Regions from separate parts of the Mus musculus genome. Here region 1 is linked to region 2. Evidence: chromatin loops called from intact Hi-C (ENCODE). Cell type or tissue: left cerebral cortex. All regions are shown on one strand.

The links. A loop is a pair of places that touch in the nucleus more often than their neighbours do. Peaks named below come from ENCODE experiments on the same cell type or tissue, not always from the same donor. Only the 100,000 strongest peaks of a DNase experiment are listed, where the experiment ranks them.
Region 1: it touches region 2 in a loop (6-fold over the local background); 11 of 42 quality-filtered maps call a loop at or near these places.

What each region holds. Positions count from the first base shown.
Region 1 is chr3:95,105,105-95,113,104 of GRCm38, forward strand. It overlaps Pip5k1a (phosphatidylinositol-4-phosphate 5-kinase, type 1 alpha), which reads right to left and starts at 1,826. Exons shown (of 15, transcript NM_008847.3): 1 at 1,272-1,826. The coding sequence starts at 1,347. It overlaps Vps72 (vacuolar protein sorting 72), which reads left to right and starts at 5,938. Exons shown (of 6, transcript NM_009336.2): 1 at 5,938-6,110. The coding sequence starts at 5,994. In left cerebral cortex, CTCF peaks have their summits at 1,645 and 3,024 (motif pointing left); DNase peaks (open chromatin) are centred at 138, 651, 1,513, 1,844 and 2 more places; H3K4me3 peaks cover 3,801 bases; H3K27ac peaks cover 2,795 bases.
Region 2 is chr3:95,049,419-95,057,418 of GRCm38, forward strand. No RefSeq gene overlaps it. Among named protein-coding and RNA genes, the nearest start is that of Psmd4, 11 kb to the left of the region's middle. In left cerebral cortex, CTCF peaks have their summits at 3,783, 4,486 and 6,286 (motif pointing left); DNase peaks (open chromatin) are centred at 3,770, 4,478 and 5,148; H3K27ac peaks cover 302 bases.

The DNA of each region.
Region 1 (8,000 bases), 56 kb after region 2:
CAAAAATCACAGAAAAAAGGAAAAAAAAAACCCACCTCATACCCAGCAGCTTCTCAGGCAACAGTTACTGAGGAACACCCAACATTCCTCTGGAGCAGCTTCTGATTCACCCCCATACACATTTCCCCTCCCACAGACAATCTGCTGTGGCTTTTCTTTGCGGGCCTTTCCAGCCCTCAATCCCTACTAATCTCTAACTACTCTGACCTCTCCATATTGCCCAGTTCCTTACGATTTCTTCATACATCATCCTAGGCATTCCTCCAGTCCCTATCCTATTATGCAACATCCTCCCATAGCTCTCAAGTCGCACACACCCCTCCCCATCTTTATGAAGCCTAACCACAGGCCTAACCCCGACTCTTCTACAAGTCAAGGCTTCATTTCATTTACCCTCCTTCTTTTAGGGTGTTTTGACCTTGACCTCCCTCCTCATCCTTTAGATGTTTCCAATGTTTCCCTCTGTGCTGACTATAGTAAGCTCCCATGATCCCAGCACTAAGGCCAGTCAGGAAGGCATAAGAAGTGCCTGTATCAAAATACAAAACAACACAACTCCTCATTCCTTTCCACAGTTGTACAACCTAAAGATAGGAATCCCCTAAAGAGTTAATGTGAGAAAGTAAGCATGTGGCTGGCTGCTGCTGACAAGAGATGAGAGGAGGAATGACGCACTGGGAGGGGGGCGGGCGGGGGGTGGGGGAGGGAGTCTGAGCGGAAAGCCACTCCAGGAACTTACTCCCAATAAAATCCACAATTCCCATGACTCTCCATTACTTTTAAGTTCCATAATCCCCTCAACATTTTGATCTATTAATTTCACAATCACTTTGGTATCTACCTTACACCTTTATCTACCAATACTCCGTTTACGTTATTTTGTCTTATTAAGCCCAGATCCTGATGCATGCTAGACGAGATCTCCACTACTAAGCTGTATCCTCAGTCTCCACTGATTCGTTTCTCCACTCCTGTTGTCGTTTCTCTCTTAACCCCCAACCTTCAGTCTCCATCCTTCCTCCTCAAAGTTCTCAACGCAGTCGCCTCTGAGACACTGTGTGAGTTTTCGTCAGCTTCCCTTTTTCTCAGCGACATCCATCCTTTCCCCCAGACTCCTCTAGTAATAGAATTGTCTACTTCAAAGTCCGGTCCTGTCCTCCCTTAGGGGCAACCCCTCGGACATCCTCAACCACAGGTCCCCTCCCAGGACTCGGTCTTGTTCCCATCTCACAGTCCTCCTCAGTCGGCTGCCCGCGTCCCACCCGACTCACCTGCGGTACCAGCAGGGGCCCCGGCATCAAGGGATGAAAACCCGGCCGCCGCTGGCCCTGAGGAGGCGGACGCCATCTTGGCAGCCCCCTCCCCCTCAGCGGCTTCGCTCCCTTTCAATCCGGCTTTTCCTTTTCTCGGAATCGAATCTTCCCCACGTCTCTTCACAGAACCCGCGTTCGGCGGGCTTCTCACAGGCGTTGTTCAGGCTCCAGGACAAGCTCAGGACCGCACCACTTGCCCGGCATGGGGGAGAGCTGCAGTCTCGCACCTTCCTAGCAACTTGAACTGCTCTCCGCCAAAGCTACCTTCTCTTACCAGACAGGAACACTTGAGCCGGGCCCCGGGAGTCCCGCGTCTCGGATAGAACAAACCTAAAGGAAAACCTAGGCACCTGAGGTGCCCCCAAAAGCGAATGCCCCCCCTCCCTCACCTCCCCAGCCACTGCCTGTTTATCCCCAACTCCACCGCTCGGCTCAGGGTGGGCGGCCAAGGAAACCCCGGTATTGCGCATGCGCCACAGCTTCTCGGCGTTCGTCTATCTAGCCGGAGAAAAGAGAAGCCAATCAGAGGGGACTTCGGATCACGTGACAGATGATGCCACACCCCAAGGAATCCACCGACCGTAGACCGTGAGTCTACGGTGGCTCAGTAGGCCAATATAGGTTCGTATCTTTGATCGGGTTGCTAAGAACTCTTGTTAAGAATCAGCTGGACCGAGATGGACTGAGCTCCTCAAATGACAGTCCTGGAAAGAATTCGGAACGCAGCTCTGTGTCAAGTCCGAAATGTTAAGCTCTTGTGCACTACAAAACATCACAACCATCAAGAATTCTTCCAGCCTTTACTGTTTAAGGTGTCGGCTTGTGGGATCTTCCTTCTAAAGACATAAAAATAGATGTTTTGTTTACTTCAAACAGTGCTAGACACAGCGACAGAGTTCATTAAATGTAAATATTTGATAAATAAGGCAATGAGGATTTGTCAACAATATAAGAAGAAAAGTAAGAAAAATACATAAAAACAAAGTTTAAAAGACCTGATAAAAAAAAGACTACAGACTATCAAATAACCTCCCCCTATCCAAAGTCCTCCTTAGCATTCAGTTGCTAATTATCTATACTCCAAAGGGCATAGAAATACAGAGGGATTCTACTCTAGCCTAGTTGTCATATGAACTCTGCCCAGTTTTTTTTTTTTTTTTTTAAAGATTTATTTATTGATTATATGTAAGTACACTGTAGCTGTCTTCAGACACTCCAGAAGAGGGCATCAGATTTCATTAGGGATGGTTGTGAGCCACCATGTGGTTGCTGGGATTTGAACTCTGGATCTTCGGAAGAGCAGTCGGGTGCTCTTACCCACTGAGCCATCTCACCAGCCCTCTGCCCAGTTTTTACAAAGAACCCTAGCAGCTGTGAATATTATGGGAAGCCTAGGGAAGGCCTTTTTGAACAAGCGCTTCTGAAAAGCAAAGACTGTGTGCTAAAGTTCTATGTCCACCTCCTGTCACATTTTTGTACAAGGTAATCACTCAATAATTATTTGTGAAATGAATAAATAAAAGGCATGGGAAAAAACCTCCAGCTTATTGGTTCTAAAGTGGCCTGGACACCTATCCAGATGTTCCTCCAAAGGGAACCCAGGGCCAGAGTATCCATCAAATATCTCCCATTCCTTAACCTCAGATTTCTTCCTCTGCCTTCAAGACCTAAAATATTTGTTTCCTTACTGCCATCTGCTGGATTCTTTGTGCTCCCTTGGGTACTAAAGATTGACAAACTTCATTTGATAGAATTAGCATCACTAATTCAACAGCATTTTGACTCGGTAGCACTGAAGTATTGTATGTTGTACTGTACCTGAAACCTTCGCCCTGCTGTTACTGGTGTCAGACAGTGCTATTCACTCACAGGTGAAGTTGTGTCTCACAGATACTTAGTAAATACTGTTGAATAAATTGTCTATATTTCCAGAAAAGGCATTCAGTCACCTGGGAACTGTTAAGACCACTCATCAGATAAAGGCACCAAACTATGCCTAGGTCCATGAGATGGGATAAGAGAATTGATCCATTCAAGTTTTCCTCTGCCCTCCTCTTGCACAAGTTAACAAACACTTGAGTTAAGTGTAAACTCAGTTGATTCTATTTCCTAAGGTGCTCTAAAAATCAATTGAGGTAGAGATTAAAGCTATTTCAGACTCTGAAATTGTAAGTAGGCAAAAAGGACCTAAATGCATAAGGCAGTTAAAAACAGAATTATCTCCCTATAGTTTGTATTTCAGTTCTGAAAGAAAAATTAAAAAAAAAAAACATCTTAAGCTTCCTAGGGGCCTTTGTCTCTACATCGCCCAGGAAATGGCCACTGTCACAGCCCCACCTTGTGTTATCCGCTTATGTGTGTAACTCCCTCATAAGATGATACTTTTTAGAGCAAAGATGATGGCTTTTCATTTTTACAGTTCAAGAATGTAGACTATTGCCAGGCGGTGGTGGTGCATGTCTTTAATCCCAGCACTTGGGAGGCAGAGGCAGGTGGATTTCTGAGTTCCAGGCCAGCCTGGTCTACAGAGTGAGTTCCAGGACAGCCAGGGATATACACAGAGAAACCCAGTCTCAAAAAAAACAAAATAATAAATAATAATAATACACTATCTTTAAACATCTGGGCATGGTGGCACAGTATCTTTAAACATCTGGGCATGGTGGCACACTATCTTTAAACATCTGAGCATGGTAGCACACGCCTGAGGTTCCAGCTCCACAGATAGCTAAGATCCCTTAACTTGTTCCCTTGAGTTTTCTTCCCTTGAGTTTTCTTCCCTTTTTCTCCCCCGCCCCCAAATCTTGATTTCCAAAAGAGCCTGGACGATAGGCAAAATATAGCATACCTTTATCTCAGGGGTAAATGTAACCGAAAGGAGGGCTTGGAATGTTTAGGAAGCAGGTATCCTACCCCTCTGTCTCTCTGCCCCAGCTCTTACTCAGTCCCAAGGTGTCCTCTGAGTCACAGGGTTACTCTTCCCTAGTGACATTCCTAGCATAGCAGAACTGGGGTGACTGGGCAAGGTGTGGGAGCTGGGGCAGAGAAGAACGCTGTGGCTTGGTGCTCCTGAGGAAATGGCAAAGGGAGTTCACCAATACATACTTTCAGAAGGGAGGCAATCTGGTGACCTCAAAGAAGGGCCACCCATTCGGTTGTCAGTGCATGTAAGTGTGCTTTATCAAAGCACCTTTTGGGGATAGGGGTGTAGTTCAGAATTAGAGAACTTACCTATCTTATACACTACTCTGAATTTAATCCTTGGCATTAGAAAAAAAAAACAGAAACAAAAATAAAACCAAAAAACAGTAAAAGAATGAATACCTTCTTCATTTAGTCTTTCATTGTTTACCTAAACCTAGCCTATTGCAGGCATTCACATTCGTAGTATAGACAGATACAATCCTTGGCCTCACTTGGGATGTACCTTTGTAGTAGAATGCTTTTCTAGAGTTCCTGAGACCTTGGGTTCCATTCCCAGCAAAGAGGGGGAAACACACACACACACACACACACACACACTCCAAAACAAAAACAAAAACAAACTCTTCCCTTAACCTAGTAGCATGAAACACGGAGAAGACCATAGCAGACCAGTCTATGAGACTGGCAAGCTTGGAGTACATAGAGAACCAGTCTCCAAAACCAAAACTCAGCAGATAGAGGAGCCTGCCATCAAGCCTGGTGACCTGACTTTGACCCCAGATTCCACACAGTAAACGTGGAGAGCCAGTTCCTGCACATTTGTCTTCTGACCTCCACACCAGTGCAGTGGTACATGCTCACACACATGAACACAAACACATAGTTAAAAAAAAAAGTCATACAATTTTTAAAAAGATTTATTTATTTATTTTATGTATATGAGTACACTGTAGCTGTCTTCAGAAACACCAGAAGAGGACATCAGATCCCATTACAGATGGTTGTGAGCCACCATGTGGTTGCTGGAAATTGAATTCACTCAGGATCTCTGAAAGAGCTGTCGGTGCCCTCTCCCAGTGTGTCTGAAGACAACAATAGTGTACTCATATTAAATAAATAAATAAGTACATACATACATACATACTTTTTTTTTTTGAGACAGCTTTTCTCTGTATAGCCCTGGCCGTCCTGGAACTCACTCTGTAGACCAGGCTGGCCTTGAGCTCAGAAATCCACCTGCCTCTGCCTCCCAAGAGCTGGGATTAAAGGCGTGCGCCACCACTGCCTAGCATAAATAAATCTTAAAAAAAAAAAAAAAGTAGGAGCGGAGAAGGGAAAGGAGTTTGCTATGAGGCAGGCCTACTTGGCGCACACCTTTAATTCCATCACCGGGAGGCAGAGGCAGGAAGATCTCTGAGTTCGAGGGCAGCTTGCTTTACACAGGTAGCTCCAGGCCAGCCAGGACTGTAAAGTGTGATCCTGTCTGTAGAAAAACAAACAAAATATCTAGGTAAGGAGGAGGAACCCTGGTACTGTGCCCTAGGCGCTGCCTATGAGTGGCCACAGCAGCCACCAGCCACAAAGAGACTTAAGGTGAAAATAACTAGGACCTCTCGACGCTCGGCTGCTTTTGCTTGCAGACGCTGAACTTCCGTCATTGACGGTCGCCCGCAGGTAATAGTGTCGAGTGCCGATCTGCGAGAACCCCGAGCTGGGCCAGGGGCTGAAGGCGGCAGCGCAGTCGCTGTAGGCGGTATGAGTTTGGCTGGGGGCCGGGCCCCACGGAAAACCGCTGGGAACCGGCTTTCTGGGCTCCTGGAAGCAGAGGAGGAAGATGAGTTCTACCAGACAACTTACGGGGGTTTCACCGAGGCAAGAGCCGGGCCCAGGAAGAGGGAAAGAGAGAGGCGAGGAGAAGGGAAAACCCTGGACAAAGAGGAAGGGGGCGGGGATTGAGAAAGGCTCGGAAAGGCGCTCCGGGCTGGACGGCGGAGTGGAGGGGACTTTGTGTGTGTGTGCGCGCGCGTGTGTATGTGCCTCTGTGTGCGTGTGTGTGTGCGCGCATGTGTGTTTGTGTCTGTGTCTTTGTCGGCTTTGCAATTTTCTTCGGAGTGTGTGTGTGTGTGTGTGTGTGTGTGTGTGTGTGTTTATCGGCTTTACAATTTTCTTGTACGCTCCTGGCTGGATGGCGGAGTCTGGAGGAGTGTGTGTGCGTATCAGTGTCTGTGTCTTTGTCGGCTTTGAAGTTTTCTCGTCCCGCTGCCGAGTTATTTACCAAAAGGAACCTGTCCAGAAACAAACTTAATTAGCACACTCTCCGCCGGGCGTGGTGGCGCACGCCTTTAATCCCAGCACTCGGGAGGCAGAGGCAGGCGGATTTCTGAGTTCGAGGCCAGCCTGGTCTACAAAGTGAGTTCCAGGACAGCCAGGGCTATACAGAGAAACCCTGTCTCGAAAAACCAAAAAAAAAAAAAACCAAAAAAAAAAAAAAAAAAACAAAAAAGTTAGCACACTCTCGTTTTCAGCTTTCAAATCATAGCTTACTGTTTTCTTAGGTGACCCTTTATCGACTAAGAGAATCCCCATTTATTTCCATCATAGAAACAAAATTTCAGTTTACAGTTAGATTTGGTTTATGTCTCATTTTCTGGTTGGTTTTAAGGTCTGTAACAGAATTCGGTCTTTTTTTTACAAACAAGGCTGACATTTGGCTAAATTTTTGTTAATAGAAGCTGTTCAGTGATTGAATATATGTTGTACAACCAGATCAGCATACTATATGTAATTAAATGGTTGTGGTGGATTCCTTGGAAACATTAAAAACTTCCCTGAGGATGGAAATATAGTTTGTAGCTCAGTAGTATATCACTAGCCTAGAAAATGAGTCCTAGATCCTGGATTACTGGCCCCTGGCAGTAAATAAAAACAAGCCCTACCTTGCAGGGCAACTGTCTGGGATCCTAGTCAGCTTAGATACTGTACGATAAAGACTTAAGTTCAAGATAACAGGTGAGAGGTTTGTGTTTTGTTTTTTAAATTGTATTATGTTTGTGTGTCTGCATATGGAGACCAGAGGCAACTTGTAGGAGTTCAGTCTCTCTTTTCATCATAGGAGCCCAAGGAAGCAAACTCAGGTGGTCAGGGTTATACAGCAAGCTCCTTTGCCCACAGAGCCACCCTGAAGGTCCCAGAGTTGTTAAAGACAGGCAGTGCTGGGGAAATAACATTTAAAATGAGGACATTTATAAAGAGCAGACCTTGGCTGGCTGAAGAGTCAGGGAGGAAAAGGAGGGCTCAGTTGGAAAGGCACTGAGGTCCTGGTGTGAAACCTATAGATATGGTTTTGTAGATTGCTATGGAGGATATAGGCCTGAGCTGGATTTGGTTTTGTTCTATGAGATAGGGTTTCTCTACATAGCTCTGACTGTCTTGAAACTCACTTGGAACTAGGTCAGTCTGGCCTCACAGAGGTCAACTTGCTTTAGGCCACCACGCTCAGCTTCTTTGCCTCCCAAGGGACTCTACTCCTGGCCTTATATAGATTTTGTTTGTTCACTTGCTTTTATTTTTAATTTATTTTTTATATTTTAGATTTGTTTATTTTTTATGTATGTTGTTGTTGGCTGCATGTCTGTCTGTGTGAGGGTGCCAGAGCCTCTGGGTCTAGAGTTACAAACACTGGTGAGCTGCCATGTGGGTGCTGGGATTTTGAACCAGTCCTCTGGAAGAATAGACAGTGTTCTTATCCATTGAGCAGTCTGG
Region 2 (8,000 bases):
GTAGACCAGATGGGTTGAATTGACTCCCAGATCCTGCATCTATAATCCCAGCATGCATCTGTAACCCAGCACTTCCATGGTGAAATGGCAGACTAAGAGAAGAATCGCATGGAAATCTGTGGGCCAGCTAGCCTGAGTGCACAGTGTAGCAGGACCAGCAAGAAGAACCATGCCTCAAAATAAGGTCTTAGGAGACAAGCTACTCCCAACTCCTCTGACCTCTACACACACACCCTCCCCTCCAGGCATGCTTAGAGGCTATGTCACCTCGACACAAGCCAGAGTCCTCTGAAAGGAGGAAAGCTTAATTAAGAAAATGTTTCCATACGTTCCCACTATAGGGTATTTTCTTAATTAGTGATTGATGGGAGAGAGCCCCAGCTCTTTATGGGTGGTGCCATCCCGGGCTGATGGTCCTGGGGTCTATAAAAAAGGACACTGAGAAAGCCATGAGGAGCAAGCCAGTAAGCAACACCCCTCCATGGCTTCTGCGTCAGCTCCTGCCTCCAGGTTCCTGTCCTAACTTCCTTCAATGATGAACAGTGGGGTGGAAGTATAAGCCAAATATAAACCCGTTTCTCCTCAAACTGCTCTGGTCATGGTATTTCATCATAACAATAGAAACCCCGACTGGAACAGCCCACCTCCCTGTGACTCTAGATTCTACCAGAATGACAGTTCACAGCGGAAAGACGTTCAATCCGTGACAGGGCGACTGCTCAAACATGCAGGCAAAGCTAGTGCTGGAAAGAACGCTGCAGTTACTAAGGGGAAGCCTCCTGCCTGCCCTAGGACATTAGGAAAGGGTCTGCTTCCCCAATGCTGGGATTGAAGGTGTGTACCAGCACACCTGGCTTTTCTGATGCTGTTTTGGAAGGGATGAAGGATGTAAAATTGGGCTGGCAAAATAGTTTAGCAGGTAAAAGTATATGCTGTCAAGCCCAACGACCTAAGTAAATTCAATCCCTGGGACCCACAAGGTAAAAGGATAAAATGACTCTCCTAAGCTGTGTCCCGACATCCACTCAAGTGCTACACACACAGACACAGACACAGACACAGACACAGACACACACACACACACACACACACACACACACACACACAGACACAGACACACACAGACACACAGACACAGACCACACACAGACACACACACACACACACACACACAGACACAGACACACACACACAGACACAGACACACACACACACAGACACACACACACACACACACACAGACACACACACACACACACACACAGAGTCTCTGAGGTCAGGCAACCCATGACAGGGTTGGGGGTCTCTTCAAGTCCATGAAGCTATGAAAGTGAAGCCTGAGCTACAGTGGAGACTTCAGAATCTTGGAGGTGCCAAGACCATGGGTCATCTATTAAGGAATGTGACAGCACAGGCAAAGCTGCCACAAAACAAGGCTTTGTGAAAGTTAAGAGTGGTGGTGCTGTCTTTAATCCCAGCACTTGTGAGGCAGAGGCAGGTGGGTTTCTGAGTTCGAGGCCAGCCTGGTCTACAGAGTTAGCTCCAGGACAGCCAGGGCTACACAGAGAAACCCTGTCTCAAAAAAACAAAAAAACAAAACAAAACAAAACAAAAAAGTGTGTGTGTGGGGGGGGGGGGGCTGGAGAGATGGTATGGTGGTTTGAATGAGAATTACCCCCCCCCCGCCCCCTTTCTCATAGATTTGAATACTCAGTCATCAGGGAGTGGTGCTATCTGAAAAGATTAGTGTGGCCTTTAAGGTTTTCAAAAACCCAAGCCCAGTGGCTCTCTCTCCCTGCTGCCTGTGGGTTCAAACACTGAACTCTCAGATACCTCTCCAGTGCCATGATGGAGTACCTGCATGCCGCTCTGCTCCCCAGCACAATGACAATGGACTAAACCTCTGATGCTGTAAGCCAGACCCAATTAGAGTCTTTCTAACAGTTGCAAAGTTATGTGGTCTCCTCCCAGCAACAGTACACTGGCTAAGACAGATGGTTAGGGGTGGGTACTGCTGCCTCAGAGGACCTGAGCTCAGTTTCAAGCACCCACATCAGCACTCACAAGCTGCTGTAGTTCCAGATCGAGGGAGATCGGATGCTTCTGGCCTCTGTGGGCACGTGTGCTCATGTGCACACACCCACAGATCACACACACACACACACACACACACACACACACACACACACACATAATTTAAAATAATAAAAATACATACTTTTTAAAGAAGAAAAACCGTCCTGGCTAGTTTGATGTCAACTCTACACAAGCTAGTGTCAGCAGAGAGGAGGGAGCCTTAATTAAGAAAACGCCTCCATAATAATCAGACTGGGAGCAAGCCTGTGGGATGCTTTCTTATCTAGGGAGTGCTGGGCCAGCTCTGGTGGTCCTGGTTTTTTTTTTTTTTTTTCGAGACATGGTTTCTCTATGTAGCCCTGGCTGTCCTGGAACTCACTTTGTAGACCAGGCTGGTCTCGAACTCAGAAATCCGCCTGCCTCTGCCTCCCGAGTGCTGGGATTAAAGGCGTGTGCCACCACGCCCGGTGGTCCTTGGTTCTAAAAGGCTGAGCAAGCCATGTGCAGCGAGCCAGGAAGCAGCTCTCCTCCATGGTCTCTGCCCTGCCTCTATGTTGCTGCCTCTTTTGAATCTCTCTCCTGATGTCCTTTGATGATAAACAGTGACGTGTAAGTGTGAGTGAAATAAACCCTGTCCTCCCTAGCTTGCTTTTGCCCGTGGTGTTTCATCACAGTAACCATAACTATGATACATCTTGTAAAACGAACAAAACTATTAGATCCTACAACCCTAGCACCTGTGAAGCTAAGGAAAATGTGCTGTGCTGTGCTGTTCAGTCAAAGCCAGCCTGGGCTATAGACTCAGTGATGGAGTGCGGACCAACCCAGCAAGCTTGGTATCCAGCACCCACAATGAGCTTGAGTAGAAGAAGTTCACAACTTCCTGCAGCTCCAGATTCAGGGGATCTGGCATCTCTGACCTGGGCGAACAGCCAACTCACATTCACAGCCCTACCAAACATTGGAACATACACATAATTAAAAATAGAAATTTTGGGGCTGGTGAGATGGCTCAGTGGTTAAGAGCACTGATTACTGTTCCAGAGGTCCTGAGTTCAATTCCCAGCAACCACATGGTAGCTCACAACATCTGTAATGGAAACCGATGCCCTCTTCTGGTGTGTCTGAAGACAGCTACAGTGTACTTATATATAATAAATAAATCTTTAATCCCAGCACTCGGGAGGCAGAGGCAGGCGGATCTCTGAGTTCAAGGCCAGCCTGGTCTACAAAGTGAGTTCCAGGGCAGCCAGGGCTATACAGAGAAACCCTGTCTCGAAAAACAAAAAAAAAAAAAAAAAAATGTATAATTTTTGTTAAAGATTCTGACTGCAAATCAAAAGAGGGCACCAGATCTCATTGAAGATGGTTGTGAGTCACCACATGGTTGCTGGGATTTGAGCTCAGGACCTCTCAAAGAGCAGTGAGTGCTGTCAACCTCTGAGCCATCTCTCCAGCTCATATAAATCTTTAAGAGAGAGAAAAACAGGCTGGGTGTGGTAGCACATGTCTTTAATTCTGGCACTCAAGAAGCAGAAACAGATATCTGTAACTTCATAGACATTTGAGGCCAGCCTGGTCTACATACCTAGTTCTAGGGCATCCCAGTATGGATAATGCTTAAAAACAAACAGAACCAGACCCAAGATTTGTTTTGCAGCAATATATTGACTAGAGCTATAAGCACTACCCACCACTCACCACTAGAGGGACCCTATAATCAGAGGTTCAGCAGAAATATCATCATACCTAGACTACATCCAATACACTAGTGGATATGGTTTTTCCTTTATCCATCTCAAAGGCAAACTTGGAGTTAAAGCCAGAAAGAGATGGAGAAAGACACTAGAAAACGGAAAGGCATCCCATGCTCACGGAGTGGTAAACTTTTAGCATGGTGAAAATGACCATTCTACCTAAAGCTATTACAGATTCAGTGCAATTCCAATCAAACTCCCCACCTCATTCTTCACAGAAATGGGGGGAAAAAACTACCCTAAAATGTATATGGAATAAAAAAAAAAAAAGAAGAAACAAAAAAATGTATATGGAACCACAAGAAATCCTGGATAGCCAAAACAATCTGGAGCAAAAAGAACAATCCTGGAGGGATTGCCATTTCAGACCTTAAGATATATTACAAAGCTATAGGAAAACAAAACCAAGCCAAAAAATCATGGTATCAGCACAAATAGAGACTTGGAGACCAACGGAACAAAACTGAAGACCCAAACATGAGTACATATAGCTTCAGCCACTTAATATTTGACAAAGGCAGCAAGACATATGCTTGCGGGGGGGTGGGGGAAGCATCTTCAACAAGTGGTGAAGGGAAAACTGGCCAACATCCACAGGCATCCTATGGGTGGGTAACCTCTTCTGACCACAGGGTCCCTCTAGTGGTGAGTGGCAGGTAGTATTTACAGCTCTATTCAATTCAAACCACCTTGTGGTTCAAAGACCTAAATGTGGACAGTGAAACACTGAAACTACTGGGAGGAAACACAGCACCCTGCACGGTCTAGGTGTAGGGAAAGGCTTTCTGAATAGAACTCCTTATGTACAGTAATTAAGATCAACAACTGACAAGTGGGACCTCAAACTACAAAGCTCTGCATAGCTAATTAAACAATCAGTGATGAGGAATCCCACAGAACTGAAGAGAATCTTTGTCAGGTATACATTTAATACATTTAATAGACGAATAATGCATAGAATATACAAAAATTCAAAAAGCCAAGAGTGAAAATAATAAATGACCCTGGAACCTGAATGGAGTTCTCAAAAGGAAAAAAAAAAAAAAAAAAAAAAAAAGCAAAGCAAATAAGTTTGAGACTTCATTCTAATCAGAATGGCAAAGACCAACAAGACAATAAACGACAACAGACAACAAATGCTGGAGGGGGTGTGGGGAAAGGGGAACTCATTCACTTTTAGTGGAATTGAAAACTGGTGCAGCCACTATGGAAATCATAGGGAAAATTCTCAAAAAGATAAAAATAAATGCACCATATGCCCCAGCTGTATCACCCCTTGGCACACGCCCAAAGGCCTCGCTGACATCCTACGTCATAGATCCTTGCTGAGACCTGCTCGTGGCTGCTCTACCCACCAGAGCTGGGGAATGGAAGCAATGTAAATACCCTGCAGCAGATGAATGGCTGACCAGAGTATTGGGCGCACGCTGTGGAATGCTGCTCTGTTGGGAGCACAGAGCTCCAGGGAAAACCAGGAATGTTAAGCACATGGGACTGTTTTCTTTCTTTGAGACAAGGTTTCTCTGTTATTCTCTGATTGTCCTGGATCTTGCTCTGTAGACTAGCCTGGCCTCAAAAGCAGAGATCTACCTGCACCTGCCTCCTGAGTGCTGGGATTAAAATCAGGTGCCACCACACCCAGCTCCCGAGTTGTTTTTTCAGTGGAAAAGAAGTAAAATCTCTTTCTGCCCATCAGGCTGGAAAGAGATGACTAACACCCCCGTGATCTGTGTTAGCTCTCGGCCAAGCCATATCAAGCTCCTACAAACAGGACTGGAGGTAGCTAGTAATCTAAACGACCTCTACACTATCTGTACAACTGAGACCAGGCCACATCCTTCCTTAGGCCCTCCTAAACCAGCACAGGCAGCCTATCTCCAGACCTTATCTTCTTGGAAGAAAAGCCACACACCCTGAGTTGCCTTTGAGTAATTATGCCCTGGGGCCTGGGTTACATCAGGGAACTTTTTTCCCAATTGTACTGTTTTAAGTATGCTGGCAATAAATCCCCTGACATCAGACTTTTTAGAAGTTTCATCCAATTTAATGAAGTCAAACGGAATCAAGTATTTAATCTCACCTCTTCACCGATCATTTCACTGCTGGCTGTAATACCCGAGGGACCCCTCAACTCATGCAAAAAATGTGGGGAACACAATTCTCAGAGAAGGGTTTTCTTTAAATAGAAATTAGGGGTTCAGAAACCTCAGGCCTCCCACTAAAAAGGTTTGCACCCTTAAGTGAGAGTGGAATTAATATGAGTTCTTCTCAGTCTTCTGAGTCAAAGCATTTTGTACAATTACTGAACTATTTGTTAAGATCTTAAGGATCAGCCTGGAGAGTTGGCTCAGTGGGTTAAGAGCACCGACTGCTCTTCCAAAGGTCCCGAGTTCAAATCCCTGCAACCACATGGTGGCTCACACCCATCTGTACTGAGATCTGATGCCCTCTTCTGGTGCATCTTAAGACAGCTACAGTGCACTAAAGTAAAATAATAAATCCATGGGCATGAGCGAGCAGGGCCGACTGGTGTGAGCAGAAGTCCTAAATTCAATTCCCAACAACCAAATGAAGGCTCACAACCATCTGTACAGCTAGTGTACTTATATACCTTAAATAAATCTTTAAAAAAAACTTAGGTATCAAAATATTCAGACCAACAGTTCTGCAACTTTATACTCACAAAACTAATAAACTGAGAGCCCATGTAAATGGAGAAAAAAAATCTGTTGATCGGTGTGGTGGCGCATGCCTTTTATCCCAGCACTTGGGAGGCAGAGGCAGGCGGATTTCTGAGTTTGAGGCCAGCCTGGTCTACAGAGTGAGTTCCAGGACAGCCAGGGCTACACAGAGAAACCCTGTCTCGATAAAAACCCAAAAAAAAAAAAAAAAAAAAAAAACAAAAAAATCTGTCAACTATTTTTTTAAAAATGGAAGGAGCTGGAGAGATGGCTCAGTGGTTAAGAGCACTGACTGCTCTTCCAGAGGACCTGGGTTCAAGTCCCAGCCCCCATGTGGTGGCTCACAACTGTCTATAACTCCAGTCCCAGGGGATCTGATACGCTCTTAGGGGGAGGGTATAGGGAACTTTCAGGACAGCATTTGAAATGTATATAAAGAAAATAATAAAAAAAAAATGGAGACTCCACAGCTGCTCAGTTACCAGGCCAGCCACACGCATCCTTGGCATTCGCCCAAAAGACCTATCACTTCACAGACACTTGTGCAGCCAAGTTCAATGCTGCTCTATGCACAACAGCTAGGAAACGGACACAGCCTAAGTGTCCTTCAGCCGATGACTGTGCAGTAAAGATGTGGTGCATGCGCACTATGGAACACTATCTAGTTGTGAAGTGAAATCACCAACTTTGCAGGTAAACAGATGGAACTAAAAAAATGTCACTTTTGCGTGAGGTAACCCAGACACAGAGACAAAGGTTGCACTGTAAGCTTCTACCTCCAAACCTTCAGCTGCGACTACGTATCCTGGAGGAACTTCAGAGAGCAGGAAGAAAGAAGGGACCACTGCGTGGGTGAGAATCCGGGGAGCAACAGAAGGGAATAGCAAGGCACGTAGAAGCGATCTGAGCAGAGAAATGAGGAAAAGGGAGAGAAACACAGGAGGGAAGATAATAAACACACAGTCAGGGTATCTGATAAAATCATACAAACCATATTATTCACTATTACCTTTAAAAGAAATCAACCCCAAAACAAAAATACACTTAAGTCTGTTTGTAATATACATATAGGTTAAATAATGCTTGATGGTGGTGGGGTACGCTTTTAATCAGGTAGGCAAAGGCAGGCAATCTCTTGAGTTCGAGGCCAGCCTGGTCTACTGAGTTCCAAGATAGCCAGGTGTACAAAGAGAAAAGTTGTCTTGAAAAATAAAAACAAAAAAAAATATAAAAATGTTTTCATGTGTTTGCCTGCATGTGTATGTGTGCATCACACACATGCCTGGTATCTATAGAGCCAGAAGAGTGTGTCAGATCTCTGGGACTGGAGTTACAGAGGGTGGTGAGGTTGCTTGTGTTAGGAACCAATCCAGCAAGTCCTCCTAACCAGTCTGCTCTCCAGCCCTGCAAAAGGAGCTTGTACTGGCTATTTTTGTGTCAACTTGACACAGCTGGAGTTACCACAGAGAAAGGAGCTTCAGTTGGG